Regions from separate parts of the Homo sapiens genome. Here region 1 is linked to region 2. Evidence: chromatin contacts called from ENCODE Hi-C or POLR2A ChIA-PET data. All regions are on one chromosome and are shown on one strand. The core of a region is the stretch at or near the end of the contact, and the rest is flanking DNA. Distances in the headings are between cores, read along the strand shown.

What was found. Hi-C counts contacts between places; a loop is a spot of excess contacts on that map. ChIA-PET counts read pairs that join two places held with the same protein, here RNA polymerase II (POLR2A). Pooled maps may share reads with other maps.
Region 1: a map of CD8-positive, alpha-beta T cell shows a loop between it and region 2 (2.6-fold over the local background). The contact joins the enhancer-like site here to the promoter of MTFR1L in region 2. A Hi-C loop is called at or near these places in 3 of 168 maps with a recorded cell type or tissue (CD4-positive, alpha-beta memory T cell, CD8-positive, alpha-beta T cell and OCI-LY7) and 6 of 50 pooled maps. POLR2A ChIA-PET finds 5 or more read pairs at or near these places in 14 of 52 experiments (CD4-positive, alpha-beta T cell, CD4-positive, alpha-beta memory T cell, CD8-positive, alpha-beta T cell and 9 more).

The regions. Positions count from the first base shown.
Region 1 is chr1:25,559,502-25,563,885 of GRCh38, forward strand. LDLRAP1 (low density lipoprotein receptor adaptor protein 1) reads left to right here. Exons shown (of 9, transcript NM_015627.3): 5 at 3,143-3,215; 6 at 3,569-3,652; 7 at 4,160-4,290. Among named protein-coding and RNA genes, the nearest start is that of LDLRAP1, 18 kb to the left of the region's middle. RefSeq lists an enhancer at 3,743-4,370. Within about 2 kb of position 3,135, at least 16 of the 41 ENCODE cell types and tissues checked have a DNase peak (open chromatin) inside an H3K27ac peak, as active enhancers do; they include CD4-positive, alpha-beta T cell, CD8-positive, alpha-beta T cell and OCI-LY7, where a contact is called at or near this core.
Region 2 is chr1:25,817,747-25,821,725 of GRCh38, forward strand. MTFR1L (mitochondrial fission regulator 1 like) reads left to right here and starts at 2,208. Exons shown (of 7, transcript NM_001099625.2): 1 at 2,208-2,283. It overlaps LOC646471 (a long non-coding RNA gene), which reads right to left. Exons shown (of 1, transcript NR_024498.1): 1 at 2,208-3,979. It overlaps SELENON (selenoprotein N), which reads left to right. Exons shown (of 12, transcript NM_206926.2): 12 at 1-475. RefSeq lists enhancers at 251-751, 2,394-2,533, 2,914-3,003 and silencers at 1,994-2,183, 2,634-2,803.

The sequences.
Region 1 (4,384 bases), core at 1,885-4,384, 260 kb before region 2:
AGAAGGGCCCCTGCCAGACACCCAAACTCTTCATCTTTCTTAGTGTATTCTTCTCAGGTTGGGTTGATGGCTGGAGTGGTTTATCCATCTCCCTACCCTTTGCTACCTGGCCTCCCTGCTTCAGGGGCCCTGCGGAGCCCTCTCCAAGACAGCGCAGCCCAGCATGGTGTAAATACATCACCTGCTACCTCAAGGTCTTAGCCCAACCCAGGCTGACAGTGTGTTGGTGGCCTAGACATGTTGGAAATCCTAGATTCTTGGGCTAAGTGGAAGTGTTCTTGGGGGAGGCAGGAGATGGAATAGCTGCGTCAGCCTCCGCACCTGCTGGCAGCTCCGCCACAGAGGTTTGGCACCGTCTGTCCTGGCCTGAGCCATGGAGAAAACATCCAAGGCGGTAGAGAACAGCCCAGCATCAGTACCTGGAACCCAGGGGGGCTTAGTTCTGGGGTGGTAGTAAATCTCACTAACTTCCCTGAAGTTAGAGTCAGTGAGACTTCCCTGAGACAGACACCTTGAATGGGGCTTTGAAGGCTGAGGAGCCAGGAGGAGTTTGCCAGGCCGAGAGAAGGGGGTGGGGTGGTGGGTGGGGAGTGCACACCAGCATGGGATTAACACACGTGCAAACGCAGAGGGGCGAAGTGAAATGGTTCCCCTGGGGTGGGTGGTGAGGCAGCTTCCGTTTGCAGTGGGCCTTGAATCAGGATGTTGAGGGCCTTGAATCAGGATGTTGAGGGCCTTGAATCGGGATGTTGACAAAACGTCAGTCATTGTGGCTGGGGGCCTCCACATCCCTACTCTTCCTGGCTGGGCTGCCGGAATGAGTTCATGACCCATTGAGGTTGGGGGAGAAAGGCTCCTTTCTACATCACCCACCAGTCCGTTCAACTCTGGGGCAGCACAGCCACCCCAGGTCTCCCCTCCCTGGTGCTGCTGGGCACAGCCAGCATAGGGTTCCTCCAGGGAATCCCTTCCATCTGCCCAACCGGGAGGCCTCTGGGCTCCAAAGTGAAGGTGTCATGCAGGTGCTGGGCCTGGGCTGATGGTAAGCAAAGTGCTACCCCCATTTCCACCCAGGCAGCACGGGGCCAGGCTGCTCCCTCCCCCATGACCATTGGCATCTTGGAGTGATCCTTGTGCAAGGTTTTTGCTTCTGGGGCAGCAGGGCTGCTGGGGGGCATGTGGCTGTCTTGGTTTGAGTTTCTGGCCCCTTTTGAGCCATGAGCAGCCTGGTTCCTGGGAACAAGGAATGTGAAAAACTGGGCAAGGTAGCATCCACTCAGGATAATAAGGCAGACCCGAAGGCCAGAGGCAGTCAGGAGGGGTGGGCATCCCGCCTGGGCAGGCCTGAGCAGTCCCTCCACCTAATGCTGGTCCTCGGATCCCTGCAGCCACCCCAGGAAGCAGGGCCCACCCCACTCCCAGTCCCTGCCCAGCCTGGGCTTGCAGCTACCTGCACACATCCACCTCTTGGGTTGTATTCAGTTTAACTTACAGCTTGGGACTTCAGGGCAAAAAGGTAGGAATGTATGCAAGTGAACAATCAGATTTATGCAACTACAGTCTAAGCTTGTGTCTCCAGATTTCCAGCAGGCTTAAATAATGGCGTTTTCATATCCCTGCCACATTGGGTGTCCAGCCCTTGCTTGGGTGGATAGTGATCTGACTTGGGCTGGTAATTAGCCCATATTTTTAGTTCATGGGCAATTCTCAATGGTAACTGGGTCTATTAAACTTGATTCAGATATGACAGCTTAAATTGTAAACAGCTGCGAAGAGTTTCATACTTAATTACCATATTTAAGTTTTGCCATAAAGTGCCTGTACTTCCATCAAAAATGTAAATGTTGGAGACATTCAAATGAGGTTTTATACTTTCGTGAAGTGTAATTGGCACGGATCAGTCAGTTTGTTTAGGAATTTTAAATATTTTTTTAAAAGGAGTTTTAAAGGCAGTGGCCACAGGTCCATTTCTCAATTAAATTGAGTTGTCTGGGGGAGGGCAGGGAGCGGGGCTGAGGCTGGTGAGGCCTGAACTTGTAGACTTGAAAGAGGCTGGTGCTTTCTTCTCTCAGCCAGGGCTTCAGAAGGAAGCTAGATGTTTCCGGCTATAGCTACGAACTCTGGGACTTCCACTCCCAGAAGCTGAGCTGATTAACCCTGGACTGGAATGGCTGAGAGAGGAAGGTGTTGAGATGAATATGGGCTGGGGATAGGTCCTGGGTGGAATGAGGCCTGCACCTCAGGTGAATGTAATTCACCCAGCATTGTTGCCACCTCTGGGAGGCTTTGGCCTGCTCCCGAGGGCAGGGGTGTTCAGATTGATTCTTGCTTTTAGGGTGCACAAAGCTGGGGGAAACACAGGCAGGGGAGCCAGTGACACTTTCACATGCATAGTGCCAGAGGGAGGTGGGTGGGGCTCGAGGAGTCTGGGACTGGTGACAGGAGAGGTGGTGACATCTGAGTTGGGTTTGGAGGGGTGAGGGAGAGTTCCCCTGGGGTGAAGGGCCGAGGTGTGGCCCTTCCTTACAGGTGGGTTATAGCACTGACCGGTTTTGGTCCCCGGGCCTTCATTGACATCTTGCTCCTATCAGGAAATTGACAAGCCTTCTACTCTCTTTGTGGGATCCAGTTATGGTCCCAACCGGAACCTAACTTTCACCTCTCTGGCTGTGGCTCATTTGGGGCAATGGCTGGGCCCTTCCAATTCTGGCTTTTCTGTTCTCCAATTCCAAGGGCTAAGTCCACAGGTAATTAGGGAGGGTTTCTTGGAGGAAGTAAGCCTCACAGTTCATTGAATTCAGGGAAGCCCAAAGGGGAAGGAAAAGACCTGGAGAAGAACAGCCTTTGCAGGCAGGGGCCCTAGAGTGAGAGTGAGAACTTTGGTGGGGCCAGAGATAGTAAAGATGGGGACTCTACTGCCTCTGCGAGGCTATGGCCTTATGACACCCCAGGCTGCTTTGGAGACCTGGGAAGGGCCAGGACCCTGCTCTGCCCAGCAGGCATTCCAGAGCCTGGGATGGAGCTGCAGAAGCTGCAGGGAGGGAGCCAGGGGGCCTGGCCTGGAGGCCCCAGCCCTCCAGTGCAGACTTGCTCTGCCCTGGCTGACACTGCACCCCTCCCCATCCCCACTTCCTGTTTTCAGGCACAGGCTGTTACCCTCACCGTAGCCCAGGCCTTCAAAGTCGCCTTTGAGTTTTGGCAGGTGTCCAAGGAAGGTGAGACTTTGCATCTACATTGTGGGTGTGGTGGGAGGTGGGGAGACACATAAAGGCCCTGGGGTCAGACCTGGACCGACTTCCTGCCTCATCACCCACCTGGCTTGTGACTGTGAGCAGGTCCCTTCACCGCTCAGAGTCTCGGTTTTCCCATCTGAAAAATGGGAACAGCCGTCTCCCTCCCCAAAGGTGCTTGTGAGGATTAACTGACATCCGAAAGGTTTCTTTCCTCCCGGCTGGAAACCTGAAACTGCCCCTTGAGGTTGGCCACCGCTAATCACCCCTGCCCGGTGATTGCTGGGGACAGAGTGCTGGGGTCTGAGGCTCCAACATGTTGTGCCTTGGTCCTGCAGAGAAAGAGAAGAGGGACAAAGCCAGCCAAGAGGGAGGGGACGTCCTGGGGGCCCGCCAAGACTGCACCCCCTCCTTGAAGAGCTGTGAGTCCTGACGGGGAAGGGGGATTGGCCATGCGGTGTTGGGGTTGCGCTTCACCCAGGGGGGTCCCACTCCTGCCTGGGCTGGGAGAGCCTCTTGGTTTTTCACTTGTGTTTTGTTAAATAAATAATACACGTTCATTACAGATCAATTAGAAAATGTAGATAAGGGGAAGAAATAACTCATTTTAGTACATTTTCTTCTAGATATGTCCCTATGCAAATATATAAATATGCGTCTATCTTTCTATATACTTAACATAGTATTGTGTGGTTGCTTAAGAAAACTTAACTATTGTGAATACAAAAGTTTCAGTCTAAGCCATTAGTCAGGTTCTCACTCTGTGGGCAGCTGCGCATCTGCTGTGGGGAGGTGCCAGGGCCGGGCTCTGCTGGGAGGCCTGGGCAAGGCCACATCAGAGGGGAGGGTCAGGGCCAGGACAGCCCAGGGAGGGGGCCAGGAAGGAAGAGGCTGATCTCCCACTGACAACCTGACCGGATCCCTCACAGTGGTCGCCACTGGGAACCTGCTGGACTTAGAGGAGACAGCTAAGGCCCCGCTGTCCACGGTCAGCGCCAACACCACCAACATGGACGAGGTGCCGCGGCCACAAGCCTTGAGTGGCAGCAGTGTTGTCTGGGTGAGTGGTTGTGTGGCCAGCAGATCGGTGATCCTCAGCCTGACCTCTGGGTGAGCCTGGGGCTGCTCCAGGGACCAGGCCCTGGGACCCGTGA
Region 2 (3,979 bases), core at 958-3,457:
TCACCTCTCTCCCTGCCTGTTTTCCCCAAAGTGGAAAGGAAGGCCTTTCAAACCAGAGTGTCTCACTCCCCTCTGACCTCCAGACCAGATGGGGCATGAGCCAGCCAGCTCAGCCAGGCTCCCTGTGTCCTGGGAGGAAGTGTCCCCATCCCCCATGCCCCTTATGGGGAGGGAGGGCGTCTGATGCTCTCTCTCTGCCTCCCCCCCCATCCTGTCAGGCACAGGTGACGGGGGCAGCCCATGCGAGCCCTTCTCCTGCTGCTCTGGGAGGGCCAGTTCCACATTGAGCCAGCCTGGTCCCATGGAAAATGATGGCCTGGGCTTTCTGAGGCCTTATCTGATGCCTCTGCAGTTCATGTCCCCCACCAGGCCTCGAGGCTCAGGGTGGGAGAGGGCCCCGGGCTGCCCTGTCACTCCTCTAACACTTCCCTCCCCTGTCCCCAACATGCCCTGTAATAAAATTAGAGAAGACTAACTAGAGTGGTTCTAAGTGCTTTTCCTTTGAGTGGCATGTTGCTCAGCTCCGTCCTTCCATGGGGTGGCTCCCTCTTGGGGCAGAGTTGAGCTGGAATGCTTTCAGGTACTATCTTACCTATCGAAGGCTTGAGTGACTTGCCCAAAATAAGTTTTACGATAGAACAAGTGGTAGGACTTACTGTTTTGAGAATCTGGTGCTCTCTGTTGAGAGAGATCTGGGAGTTAAAATCATTGTCTTAAAAGCAGAGCCTGAGACAGGCATGAAGTGTTTTTTTGTTTGTTTGTTTTGTTTGTTTGGTGGGGCTGGGGGGGAGTGTACTTCCAGAAAAACCAGTAAAAGAAGGAAGGAAGCAGAAGAGGGAAAGGAAAAATGCTGAGCAGGAACAGTCTCAGCCCAGCCTTGGCCTGACCCACAGTGGAAGAGCTGTGGGGCATAAACCACACTGCAGAGCTGAACTGGCCTTTTGGACCTTTTATCAGTCATTGGCTTGGGAGGTGAAGGAAATTCCCAGGTAGGGAGCTCCGTTCTTCCTGCAAGGGGATCTGAGTGGGACACCAAATCAGCATCTACACCCAGGACAGACAGCCAGCGTGGACTTGCATGATCCGCCATCGCACAGGAGGGAAAGGTAATGATTAAAACACAATGTGCCATCCTGGGAAGAGGGCCAGACCTGGAAGTCAATCTTCAGCGTTTGAGATATGGTGGAGATCAGGGTGGACGACCTCTGAGGTCTCTAGCCAGGACCAGTCACATAATTTGCACAGCCCCGTGCAAAATGAAAACACAAGAACCCCTATTAGAAAATCATTTCAAGACGGCAACAGCAAAGTACTAAACCAAGTACAGGATTCTGAGCATGCGGCCCGTTGTGACTGCATGGGCTGTTCACCCATGAAACCAGCTCTGTCTCTGGCAGAGGGGACTGCAGGCTTTGGAACCAAGGAACTCCAGCCTGGGAGCCAGGCACAGCCCGAGGCTGTGCTGAAGGCAGAGAAGGAAATGTGACCCAGGAACTGCATGCCACAGACCAAGACAGTGAGGGCTGGAGCACAAAGAGGGAGTGGGTTAGTGAGCCTGGAAGGAATGTGGCTCTTCCCACAGAGCCTCTGGAGTCTTGTACATCAAGTACCCATCTAATAAGCAAACTCATTGAATATACCGTGTGTGTGTGTGTGTGTGTGTGTGTGTGTGTGTGTGTGTGTGAGAGAGAGAGAGAGAGGCTAAAATAGAAGAAAGCTGCAAAGTGCTGGAGGGCAGGAGTCAAGAGGAGAAAGAGGCCCATTCTGCGCATTCTTGCTGGAGAGAGGCTTTGCAAAGGGACCTGCCTGGGAACCAAGAACTGGGAAGGGGGCCAGGGTGAGGATTCTGAAGTTTGCCCTAGGGGTAGGAGCATATTTTAGGGGTCGAGCGACACACCCCTGGGCTTCCAGAAGTCGGATGGGGCTAAACGTGGAGAGCAACAAGCAGGGAGACGCGACGAATACCAGGCCGAGGGATCTCCAAACGCAGCCAACTCCTCCCGGGGACACAGACCCCGCGGGGGCACGGTCTCGATGGAGGGGAGTGTGCTCCGCGGTATCGGAGCCTACAGCCGCCAGCGCCTCGCCCACTCGGGGGCCGCGCTCCCCTCGCCACCGAGCTGGACCCGCCTCCTGAGGGTGCGCGGAGGTGCGCCTCGGTGCGCAGCTGCGGAGGATCGCTTCCGGGGGGCGGGTCAGCGGAAGTGAGGGCGGTTGAGGCTGGGCGGCCCAAGGTGGAAGGAGGGGCCGTGAGGTGAGAGAGTCCGGGAGCCCGAGCTTGAGGTGAGAAAGGTTCTAGGGAGGCGCGGAGGCGGGAGCGCGACCTTCCAGCCCGTTAGTAGACTGGGTCTACGTGCCGGGCGCTGTGCGGAGCCCGCAGCTCCTGTTCCCGCGCGAGTTCTCGCGGGAGCCGCAGCTGTCCGTCTCACTTGGCCCGGGGGAAACTGAGTCCCCGAAGGGTAGTTGCTCGTCGGAGTTCCCCAGCAAACAGTGACCAAGCCAGACCTCAGGCTTCTAGTTTCGGCTTCGCTGCTTGACGGGCCGGGCTGCCCCGCCGCGCATTCTGAGACCTGGCCGCGGCTCGGAGGCTTCCGCGCACTCGGGTCCGGGTCCTGTGGGTCCAAGGGCCGCTGGGCAGGCGGCGAGCACTTGGCCGACCTTGGCCCAGGTCGGGTCGTCTGCCGCGGGGGAGGGGCGACTCGCCCTGGCGGGTCCCCGCGGGGAGAGGGTCCGCGCGGGTCTCCGGCCACTGCTGCGCGCGGCAAAGTTTCACTGAGCGCGGCGGCCTCCGTGGGGGCCCCCGGGACCAGGGGTGCTGAGCAGGGCCCTGCGCTGGAGGAGCTCCCGTTCTCCTGAGGGGACGCCTGTCAGCAGACAGCAACTGCAGCCTCCGGAGGGCTGCGGGGCGCAGAGGTGACAAGACCCACCGGTGCTGCCGGCGAACCGGGGGAAGATCTTCTAGCCAGTGACACTTGGGGGCGGGGGTGACAGCTGAGTTGGTGTTCCCCTTCATTCGTTTAGTTCAGCGCGTTGAAGCGCTCACTGTGTCCTAGGCAGACACCGTGCTGTGCGCGGGGATCACAGTTATCTAGTTCCTCTCGCGAGGACTCCGAGGGACAGGCAGGGTGCTGCGGAGCGCACAGGAAAGGACCTGACCCTGTCGCAGGGAAGGAAGGTGATGCTTAAGCTGAGCTCTGAGGAATGATGAAGAATGAGCTCGGCGAAGGGGGTGCTGGTGTTTGATGCAGGGCTCAGAGGTGGGCCCAGTGTTGGGGGTTGAGGGCCAGTGTGGCTGGAGGGCAAGGGGGAGAGCAGGAGGGCTGGCTGCGAAGCGTGCAGGCCTTGGTGCTCAGTGAATGTGGTCTAGAGACGGCAGAGAAAGATGGGTTTGGGACTGATTGTGGATTTTATCCTGTGTTGGCTCTAGTAAGCCAGTTTTAAACGGATGAGCGATGTGATTAACTGTGTTTGGGAAGGATTCCTCTGGCTGTGTGTGAGGGTTAGGCCCGGCTGGGTCTTTGGAGGTAAGGTCGGAGAGGAAGTGGCAGTAAGCACCGTTAGTGCAATTTGTGGCCGACACGGACATTCAGCACAGAGCCTGGCACACAGAGGGACTCTGATAATAAAGGCTTGAACTGAGCCGAGAAGATGGAGCCCACGCAGGAGGTGGCAGGACCTGGACCAGGCTTTGGGTGCTTTGCACTGGCATGACCACTGAGTGACCTTAGACAAGTGCCTTCCCCTGTCCAACTTCCTTTCCCCATGTGTATCGTGAAGTGAATGACACCTCGTCTCCCAAGGGTAGAAGAGGGGACCCTCCACAGGAGGTCTCCAGAAAGAGCTGCTTTGTCAGTCTAGTCTATCTCCCATTCAGAGCCTGTCCAGGGCTCCCCAGTGACCCGGACCTCATGACTTGCCCCCTACTTTTGTAGCTTTATCATGCTCTGCTCCTCTTTCCATGTCCTTCACCTTCTTGTGC